3 separate regions of the Homo sapiens genome follow, and regions 1 and 3 are each linked to region 2. The links are chromatin contacts, found by Hi-C or POLR2A ChIA-PET in ENCODE. All regions are on one chromosome and are shown on one strand. The core of a region is the stretch at or near the end of the contact, and the rest is flanking DNA. Distances in the headings are between cores, read along the strand shown.

The links. Hi-C counts contacts between places; a loop is a spot of excess contacts on that map. ChIA-PET counts read pairs that join two places held with the same protein, here RNA polymerase II (POLR2A). Pooled maps may share reads with other maps.
Region 1: a pooled map shows a loop between it and region 2 (2.2-fold over the local background). The contact joins two enhancer-like sites. A Hi-C loop is called at or near these places in 1 of 168 maps with a recorded cell type or tissue (PC-3) and 6 of 50 pooled maps. POLR2A ChIA-PET finds 5 or more read pairs at or near these places in 4 of 52 experiments (A673, HEK293, activated naive CD4-positive, alpha-beta T cell and 1 more).
Region 3: POLR2A ChIA-PET joins it to region 2 with 10 read pairs in GM10248. The contact joins two enhancer-like sites. A Hi-C loop is called at or near these places in 1 of 168 maps with a recorded cell type or tissue (B cell), 8 of 37 single-sample maps with no recorded cell type and 11 of 50 pooled maps. POLR2A ChIA-PET finds 5 or more read pairs at or near these places in 20 of 52 experiments (CD4-positive, alpha-beta T cell, CD4-positive, alpha-beta memory T cell, GM10248 and 13 more).

Annotation. Positions count from the first base shown.
Region 1 is chr3:186,615,609-186,618,818 of GRCh38, reverse strand. It overlaps AHSG (alpha 2-HS glycoprotein), which reads right to left. Exons shown (of 7, transcript NM_001622.4): 2 at 3,024-3,134; 3 at 2,292-2,376; 4 at 1,469-1,632; 5 at 182-283. Among named protein-coding and RNA genes, the nearest start is that of AHSG, 4.2 kb to the right of the region's middle. Within about 2 kb of position 1,663, at least 3 of the 41 ENCODE cell types and tissues checked have a DNase peak (open chromatin) inside an H3K27ac peak, as active enhancers do.
Region 2 is chr3:186,520,337-186,523,570 of GRCh38, reverse strand. No RefSeq gene overlaps it. Among named protein-coding and RNA genes, the nearest start is that of CRYGS, 22 kb to the left of the region's middle. RefSeq lists an enhancer at 1,916-2,115. Within about 2 kb of position 1,975, at least 3 of the 41 ENCODE cell types and tissues checked have a DNase peak (open chromatin) inside an H3K27ac peak, as active enhancers do.
Region 3 is chr3:186,587,543-186,590,860 of GRCh38, reverse strand. No RefSeq gene overlaps it. Among named protein-coding and RNA genes, the nearest start is that of DNAJB11, 18 kb to the right of the region's middle. Within about 2 kb of position 2,045, at least 5 of the 41 ENCODE cell types and tissues checked have a DNase peak (open chromatin) inside an H3K27ac peak, as active enhancers do.

The sequences.
Region 1 (3,210 bases), core at 414-2,913, 96 kb before region 2:
ATGACAGCTCTTAAAGGGATGAGGTGACACCCTAAAAGAAGGCTTGCCGTGATCCACAGGGAGAGGGGATTTGCACTGTTATTCTCTGTCTGCAGCCCCAAGATACAAACTATCCAAGGATGTTCTGTTCCACAAACAGCTCTGTCCGAGTGGTAACACCCCAAGGTCCCGGCCCACTCACCTTTTCTGCCAGCAGGTTACACTTGGCTGCCTCTGTGGCCTCTTTAGCAACACAGTCAGTGCCAGACACTGTAAACTCCACATAGGTAGAAGGTGGGAGGGGCTGAGAAGAGTACATGAAAATGCTCTTGAGGAAAGATGACTTACAATGAAAAGGGCAGAGAAGGAGAGCGGGAAGTAGCCTCCTTCGGGGAGCACCATTCATGCAGACCATGCGTCGGCCCAGAAGACATGTCCCTCAATGGCTTACATAGGGCAGTTGCTATGGGGTTGTGTTCTCAAGTGCTTGTGCTTTAGAGGTAGGGGTTGTGTCTTCCTTGTAGGAGGGGCAAGTATCCATCACCGGTCCTTCAGGGTGGAGGTGAGTTTGCAGATAGGAAACCGGAATCAGAAGGCCAGCATTAGACTGATAGGAGTGGGAACCCTGCCTCCCCCCAGCCCTCACTCTTGGGCTGCACTTGATACCCAAGGTTCAGGTTATTCCAAAATAGGGTGGGAAAGTGAAGAGATTAATACCTCTTCCACCTGTTTCATAGAGCAGGCTCAAATGAAAAGATTTAGATGAAAGTATGGAAGATATCACTTGAGCTTTTCTTTTTTAAAGTAGTTGGAGCATATGGACACAATAAAATATCTGTTATTTGGTGTAGTCTGGGGTGGGGATGTTCTGAGAATCACATATTCTGATTAATAGAATTGCCGTCTATACTAGCGTATTTCCAAGTATGGCCATGGCTGATATCCAGAATACATTTTCTTAAACATTTGAATTCTGTTGAATTCCAATGTGCTAAACCACCCACAGTACAATGAGATGTTTTCTCCAGTGACTCGAAAGGCATTTTAAGATCTTGCCATTATAAGCTTGTCAGCACAAGTGAGTATTAATTACGAGTCTGTGGCAGATGTTCAGCGGAGATGGGTGGTACTGGAGCCCAGCAAATTTACAGTGAGTGCTTCTGGCCGACGTGGGCAACTCTACCAGCTGACACTGAGCTTTGGTTTTAGCTGGAACGGAGGGAGTGGGGATGTACCTGCCGGCAGCTGTGGCTGCTGGACGTTACAGTGGCTCAGCATGGGGGAGGCGCTGAGGGTGTTGGGGTCCTCATGACACTCAGGAGCCTCATACCCCCTTAGGATGCTTTCTTCCCTTTCCAAACAACCCTCTCCTTGCTTTCTCATCGCTGCCCCTGCGCCTGTTCTTCCCTGCCTCCCGCTCCACCACGTACAGTACATTCCCGAAGTGCCACCGAACTGCCCAACCTGTCAAAAGAATCTCAGTCTTTACCACAAGCTGAGCCCGGGAAATTTCCTCCAGCTGAAAATTGGAGCCGTTGTTCTGAGCGTTGAAGGCGGCCAGGGCAGCTTTCGCGGCGTGCACCACCCTGGTGTCGTTCAGCGGGGCCAGCAGGGGGCAGTCTTGGCACACCTTGCGCACGTCCTCGGCTGAGTCTGCTCGGAGAGAGGAAACCAGGATGTGGGCAGCCATTCTCCCTGGCATGGCCCCAGCTCTGCTGCGTTAGCAAGGGCTAAGGCATTCCCCAGATAGCTTCAGGCACTTTCTCTGCTTCTTACTAAACCTTCAAAAGGCTTTTGCTATGCTGACATTTCTGCAGGAGCTCTTATCATCACGAGGCAATTTTCACTTCCAGTAAGAATAACTTCTTATTTTTTTGAGACAGGGTCTCACTCTGTGTCACTCAGGCTGGAGTGCAGTGGTGCGATCTCGGCCCACTGCCACCTCTGCCTCCCAGGTTCAAGCGATTCTCCTGCCTCAGCCTCCCTAGTAGCTGGGATTACAGGCGAGCACCACCACATTTTTGTATTTTTAGTAGAGATGGGGGTTTCACTATGTTGGCCAGGCTGGTCTCGAACTTCTGACTTCAGGTGATCCACCTGCCTCGGGTGGGTGGATTACAGGCGTGAGCCACCGCACCAGGCCAAGAGTAGCTTCTTAAAACACAATTTTAAAAATCCCAGAACCCAGGAAATTTGGCTTCTCCTTTTCCTCACCGACAAAGCTGCTAGAACTACTTAAGTTGAAAATTATTCAGATCCCTTCCCCACTTTCTCTACAAGGAAAAAATGAGAATAAGAATAGTCATCTGTACCTGGACTGGAATCACATTTTGCGTATACCACGGAAAACTTGCCATCTAGTTTCAACAGCTGGAAATCACAGTCTCCTTCGACAGCCTGGAGAAAGAAACCCACGTGAGGATGGCTGCCCTTCCCCTTCGCACCCCGGGCAGGCTCCCTCCAGGCACGGCTGTCAAAGGTGACCCTTGCAAAATCGCCTTTGCTGGGTAATACTGAAACATGGCACTCTCTGCTTTCAGGGATACAACGATATAGTTAAACGCTTGTAAAAATCAGCCCCAGGGCAAGTGGCATCAAATGGCAATTTTATTTATGATGATGATTATTATTATTATTATTTCGAGATAGAGATTCACTGTTGTTGCCCAGGCTGGAGTGCAATGGCAGGATCTTGGCTCACTGCAACCTCCACCTCCCGGGTTCAAGCGATTCTCCTGCCTCAGCCTCCCGAGGAGCTGGGATTTACAGGTGCCCGTCACCACGTCCAGCTAATTTTTGTATTTTTAGTAGAGATGGGGTTTCACCATACTGGCCAGGCTGGTCTTGAACTCCTGACCTCAGGCGATCCACTTGCCTCAGCCTCCCAAAGTGCTGAGATTATAGGCATGAGCCACTGCGCTCGGCCACAAATGGCAATTTTAGAAACTGCACCCTGGCTAGCCAAGAAGGCAGGCTGAGACGCTGGGTGAATCGGTGGAGCTGGCCGAAGGGCCACCTACAGTCATCCTAAGAAGGGTACTCACATGCTCCTTCAGCTGCCTCACGCTGCATCTTGCCACAGGGGTGGGGTCCAGCACATGGCAGGTGGTTTCCAGGGTGTCTATTTCAATCTCAAACAGCTCTCCGGAGGGCTGCTGTGGAGACAAAGAGTGAAGCCGTGAGCAACCTATTCCCCTGATCCTGTGGTGCGGTCCACGGTATGCGCCCTCA
Region 2 (3,234 bases), core at 726-3,225:
CATTACAAAGCCATCTCTTTTTGGGACAGCTTTGGTAATCAGGTCCAGATTCCAGCAGGAGATTTAATGCTGAATTAGTTAGGATTCTTTTTGAAACCCAGCTTAAACTGGCTTAAGCAAGAAAGAGAATACATGGGCTCTCCAAGCCAATGCGGACACAAGGGCAGCCCTAGGGTAGACAGAGGAGCCAAAGGAACCGGCTTGAGGACACAAGGTTCCCCCCAACTCTCCATCTGTCTCGCGTCTCTGCTTGTCTCTGCTTCAGTGGGCAGGGTGCTGCTCTGTCCCCCAACAAGCTGATCTTTTCATTTTGTGGGGAATTGGCCCTTCACATCAGGCAACCACTCCTATTGGCCAGGACAGGGTCACGTGCTCACCTTTTTGTCCAGTGGGATGGAGTCTGTTACTAGGAGAAAGAAGATGGGAAAGTCCTCTCAATAGACAGCGACAATGATTAAAGCCCTGTTTAATGTGTTTCTGGGCTGTATTCCTATTAGTCTAATGTATCTTGCACAAAATAGCATGCTTAAAACTTAAATTACATTAAAATTTCCAGAAGCACTTTTGACAGCTTCATACAACTTGTTTGCATTTTGCTGCGCTAACATGTTATTCTTTTGTTGGTTCATTGGCTCATGGATTCATCGAACACTAATAAAGCACCTATGATATGCCAAGCACTGTGCTAGGCTGCGCTGAAGATACCTGGCTCCTAGTCAGGAAAGAAACTCAGTCCTTGCCACAAAGTCATGGGGAAAATCAATGGGCAAATGGCTCCTTAGATCATAGCCACACATGGGATAATGTACAGCAGAACTGTGCACAAAACACAGTGGGAAGAGAGGCAGCAGCAGCTCACTCTGCCTGGAGAAGACTTCATTCAGAATGGGGAGGTGCACACAACAGAATCTTAGCAAGGTGGGCGAAGGGGCCTGAGATATTTATTAGGACTCTTTGGAGGATGACAAATAGCAAGCAAATTTAATTAGTTAACTCGCCGGTCGTGGTGGCTCATGCCTGTAATCCCAACACTTTGGGAGGCTGAGGACGGCGGATCACGAGGTCAAGAGATTGAGACCATCCTGGCCAACATGGTGAAACCCCATCTCTACTAAAAATACAAAAAATTAGCTGTGCATGGTGGCGCACACCTGTAGTCCCAGCTACTCAGGAGGTGGAGGCAGGAGAATCGCTTGAACCTAGGAGGTGGAGGTTGCAGTGAGCCAAGATCGCGCCACTGCACTCCAGCCTGGAGACAGAGCGAGGCTCAGTCAAAAAAAAAAAAAAAAAAAAAAAAGTTAGTTAACTTTAACTAATGGGATTACAGCTGGATTTGGGAAATTCCAGAATCAGGCCCTTGAGGAGCAACAGTACCCAGGCAGAAGCCTTCTCTTCATCTTTTGTCTCTACTTCTCTCTGCCTCTGTTTCTCTTTCCCTAATTGCCTCCCCAGATGGGCTTTCTTTCCTCTTCAGTCCTCAAGCAGGAGCATGATGTGCTGGAAAGGGGCTAAGGGGCTGGAGGGGACACCGAATGGGAGAACAGAACGGAGAGCTGGACAAAGCCTGGATGGAAAAGGGCAGAATTGCAAGTCGAGGACTCCTGCACTGGCCCTGGGCCCTCATGGAGGCCGGGCCACGTGAGCCTTCCCAGGAGGCAGAATGGAGTTGACTGGCCACACCGTGCAATTTGTCACAGCAAAGGGAGGACCACAGATTTCCAAAGGAAAAGGAAAGGAAAAGATGCCTAACCTCAAAGAGTGACGAACATTCCAGCTGCAGAGGCCTCCTGACAGAAGAAATGTCCCAGAGAGCCAAGTGAGGGGGCGTGGCCTTTCACCAGGAGAAGGAATAGTAGCAGGAGGTATGCCTCCCTTTGCACAGCACCTGCTCGTCACAAGCCAGTGAGTTTTGTTCAGAGTGCAATGCAACCAAAAAAGAAGAAAGTCCTTTCAGTTTGAGTTTCACACTCACACAGCCTTGTTTTCCCAGAAGCCCAGGCCCCGGGGACTCTGGAGTCAAAGTTACTGGTAAGAGTTACCTCAGCGGTCCCCCAGGGCTGCCCACACAGACAAGGACCACACAGACAAAGAGAATCTCCAAGAAGCCACAGATTGTGGGCACAGCAGTGCTGAGTGACAAAGACATGAACTCAGCAAGCAGTGCCCTGGAGAAGGATGTGATGGGCAGTACACCTCTGGGGCCCTTCTGCATGTCACCCACACCTCAATTGGTTTATCAGTGGCCTGGATTCTGAAATCACTAACATCACTAACATCACACACACAAACACTCTCTCACACACACACAGACATACACACACACACACACACACACACACACACTTCAGCTCTTACCCCTCCATAATCTACTGAGCAGTCTCCATATTGTTCACAGAGTTCGGAACACTCCCAGCAGCCATTGCTGCAATCTATTGCTCCCTTATTTCTCCGAGTGCTGGAGCAGGGAAAGTGTTTATCCACCCTCCAGATGATTCCGGTCTCAAAGGCAGAGGGATCAACTGGGTGTTCAGACTATTTTATTTACATCCCGAGTGGCTTTGTTTTGGCTGTGCAAAAAATGTTTCCCGTCTCTGTCTGACTGGAGCAAGGGACTGGGTAGCATGGGGAGAAGGAGGTGTCAGAAGGGATTAAAGAGTGCCTGTTTGATCCACAAAGCTCTAGAACTATCCTACTTTCCTCTGGGGTGTGTCTCTAGGTAGGTGATCTCATTTCATCTCTTATAAATATTCTGTCTGCTCTCCGCATTCCACCTCACCCCACTGGTGTGGGGCAACCAAGTTTCTAATAATACAAAAGGAGGTAATATATCTGGAAGTCGAAGTCCACGGGGCTGGTGGGCTTTAAAATGAGATGCATTTGGTGCATGCGTTTGGTCATTTCCTTTCTTCAAGCCTGGACTTTTGAAGACAAATGGTGACAGCTGGAGCCCAGCACGCCAGAAGCCCATGTGAAGGGGCACATCCAGATGAAGTCAACACTTACAGAAAGTCATTTCTGAGTGCCTGGAAGAGGGATATGCATCTGGCTAAAACCATAGTTTGCATTTATTGGACTCACATTCTGTGCCAAACATTGTACCAAGCATTTCACATGGATTATGTCATTTAATCCTTACACTTCCATCCTGATAAATAGAAATAAATACCTTCATTTAATAGAAGAGCAAGCTAATGTTCAGAGAGATTAATAATTCATTCAAAATCACACACTTTG
Region 3 (3,318 bases), core at 796-3,295, 67 kb before region 2:
ACCACCCTTGTGTTATCATTACGTTCTCCCCTTGCTTCTTGTGATGCCCTTGCTTTTCTTCTCTACCAGTTGCTGAGAATTAGAGGAAGACCTTTGCTCCCACCAATGTCAACATTTCTTTACCAGAAAACACAGAGGCATTTAACTCATATTTCGAAGACTTACAGCTTCTTATAATGGCCCTGGTGGTTATACTTTTTGTTCTACTGACTCTATTTTGTTACAGTTACTCTGCCCACAAAGTGCAAGACCCTTTGTGATTATGTTGGGGGACATCAATTCAAATGACACCGTGATAGCATTACTGTCAAATCATGCTTCCCTCTCAATGCTGTTGATGAAGCTGGTGTACCCCAACCCTGTTCTTACAGGTTAAGTTGCTTTTTCCCACTTGAAACATTGTACAACAGCCAAAAGCTTATCTGGTCAGTTTTAATGCGTCCTGCCCCTTCCTAGGACTTATTGCAATGACAAACATATAAGAGCTGTGAAAACTCTGTGACTTACACACAGTAGGCACCTGGTGTTTTAAGTGCTCTTCCTGAAATGCTCACTGACAATAAAACTATTGAACAGATCAGGACTGAAAACATAGCTTTGTTTTGTGCCAGCAAAGACTCTCTTCTCTCCTTTACAGGTTGACATTGAGCCATTAATCAACAGTATGTTCAACAGTAACTAGTGAGTTATGAATCCAACTATGTGCCTCTATTTTATCTCCAGGGGATATCACAAGATGAATCATCAAACACCTTGCTGAAAACATTATCACATTTCCTGTTCTGGTTTAATGTTACCTAACTGGTAGAAAACACAGAAGACTTAATTACATGATTGCTTTTTTTTTTTTTTTTTTGAGATGGAGTCTCGGTGTGTTACCCAGGCTGGAATGCAGTGGTGGCGCAATCTTGGCTCACTGCAACCTCTGCCTCCCACGTTCAAGTGATTCTCCTGCCTCAGCCTCTCAAGTATCTGAGATTACAGGCATGTGCCACCACACCTGGCTAATTTTTGTATCTTTAGTAGAGATGGGGTTTCATCATGTTGGCCAGGCGGGTCTCGAACTCCTGACCTCAGGGGATCCGCCTGCCTCGGCCTTCCAAAGTGTTGGGATTACAGGCATGAGCCACCGTGCTCGGCCTTGTTCTTAATCACCTAATTTGGCCCCTTGCAGTGGCTTCCATAACTGTTACTAATTCTCGGAAACCATCCTTTAATTTATTATTATTATTATTTGGCAGAATCAGGCTCCAAATCAAAATCCAGCCTGTATGGCATCTGCCTTGTCTACGTTAAGATTAAGGGAGACTAAAAGAGGAGGGTAGTTAAATGCATTATTATTTGAGTTTGCATTGAAAATTATAATTATTATTGTTTTACTTAATATCCTGATTTTTAGTGGCAAGAGCTAGAAAATGGCTTAAAAAAAAAAAAAAAAAAACAGGTCTGGGGCTCCAGAGCCGATAGCTCTCACGGCATTATTTTAGCGCCACCTTCACACAAACATCATGCATTGCAGAGGGAAGGAAAATTTTAAAAAATCATAAGCCTCCCAAACCTCAGTTGTGCAACATATATTATTAACTTGTTCTTTTTGAACTGCCTATCCCAAGAGAGGCATTCCAGTTGTAAATGTCAAATCAACCAACAACTCTATGAAACATGTACTGTTATTATCACCATTTTACAGAGGGAGAAATTAAGGCACAACTAGTAAATGGTAGAACTGGAATTTGAATCTGATCAGTGTGATTCTAGAGCATGCACATGGTAACACTATGGTACATAAAACCTCCCGTTTTGTTTCTATATTCTGTCAAAAAATGATGTTTTCAATATAAAAGGGTAAAGTGAACATCAGTAAGAGGAAATGGAAGTCCAAGAGGGAAGAGGTGATTGATGATAAGAAACACTTTCTTTGAAGGAAATCCTGTCTTCTGGACTGGAGACAATTCCAGAATACTGAGAAAATCACCTAAATGTGAAAGTGAAGATCCCTAGGCCCCAGTATGGGCTCACGAAGAGTGTCATAACAGACACACCTCATTTCCTAACAGGCTGTTGTCTAACTGGATTTCAACAAGATCTCTCAGCATACCTGTGTGGACAAGATAAAGAAATATGGCTAGATGCAAAATCAATTATTCTTATGGAGGTTGATACGACTTTACCCTGATGTTCAGATGATTGTCAACCTGGAGCAAGCTTTCAGTGGCAAAATCTAACTAAGAGTTGACTTCAATTCTTTGGCTAGTGCTTTTATTCACTGTTTAGATGAAAATCTTATGTCTCAGTCAATACAGTGCACAGATAACATCAGGTGGAGAGGCTCATACTGAATGCCTGAATTGGAGGATCCCAAAACATGGTAACAGACTGGACCACTGGGCCAACTGAGTGAGGGGGAGGTAACTGAATAGGAGTAAATATGAGGCCCTTTATCCCAAAGTACTAGTCAACTTCTGTTGAGTGACCTGGCACAGCCTGGGCGAGACTCTTAGAGCAGTGCAATCCACAGAAATATAATGTGAACTACATACGTAATTAAAATTTCCTATTAGCCAAATTCTAAAAAGTGAAAAAAACTCAGGTGAATTTTAGTAATATATTGTTTTTAATAATCTATTTTATTTCACCAGTTATATTCAAAATGCTATCATTTAAACATGTAGTCAATATAAAATTGAGACATTTTACTTTTTTTTTATACTAAGTCTTCAAAATCCAGTGTGTATTTTATGCTTCATAGCACCTCTGTTTGGATGAGCCACATTTCAAGTGCTCAATTGCCACATGTGGCTACCAGATTGGACTATGCAGCTCTAGAGGGTTTTCACTGACACTCAGTGTGATGAGACTGCCCCCAAATTATGTCATTCTCAGGCTGGCTGCATTGTTGGAGGAACTGTGCTTAAAGTTATACCACTCAGAAATATTTCATTTCTGTTAATGGAATAAGAAAGGGTCGGGGCTCTTTGACATCTAAACTCATGACGGAAGCTGTACTGGTGCCCACTGCCTGTGACCTGTGTCCAACCCTTCACTGTGAGTCCTGGAGCAATTTCAGTGACTAAAATACTAGAATTTTAAAAAGTGAACACTTACCAAGTGGTGTCTTCTTCTCTTGCTTATCTTTCAGAGCCCTTGGATATCTTTTGTTCATGGTAAAGGTTGCTACTGGAGCCAACAGCAGCTTTTTTTCAAGGAATAGAATAAAATTATCTTTCCATTCCCATTTCTAGTAACACCCATTGGACCTTTTCAAACAGGTTTTAAGTTTCCAAATCCTGTTCCCTTTTCAGTGATTTCTGAGCACTA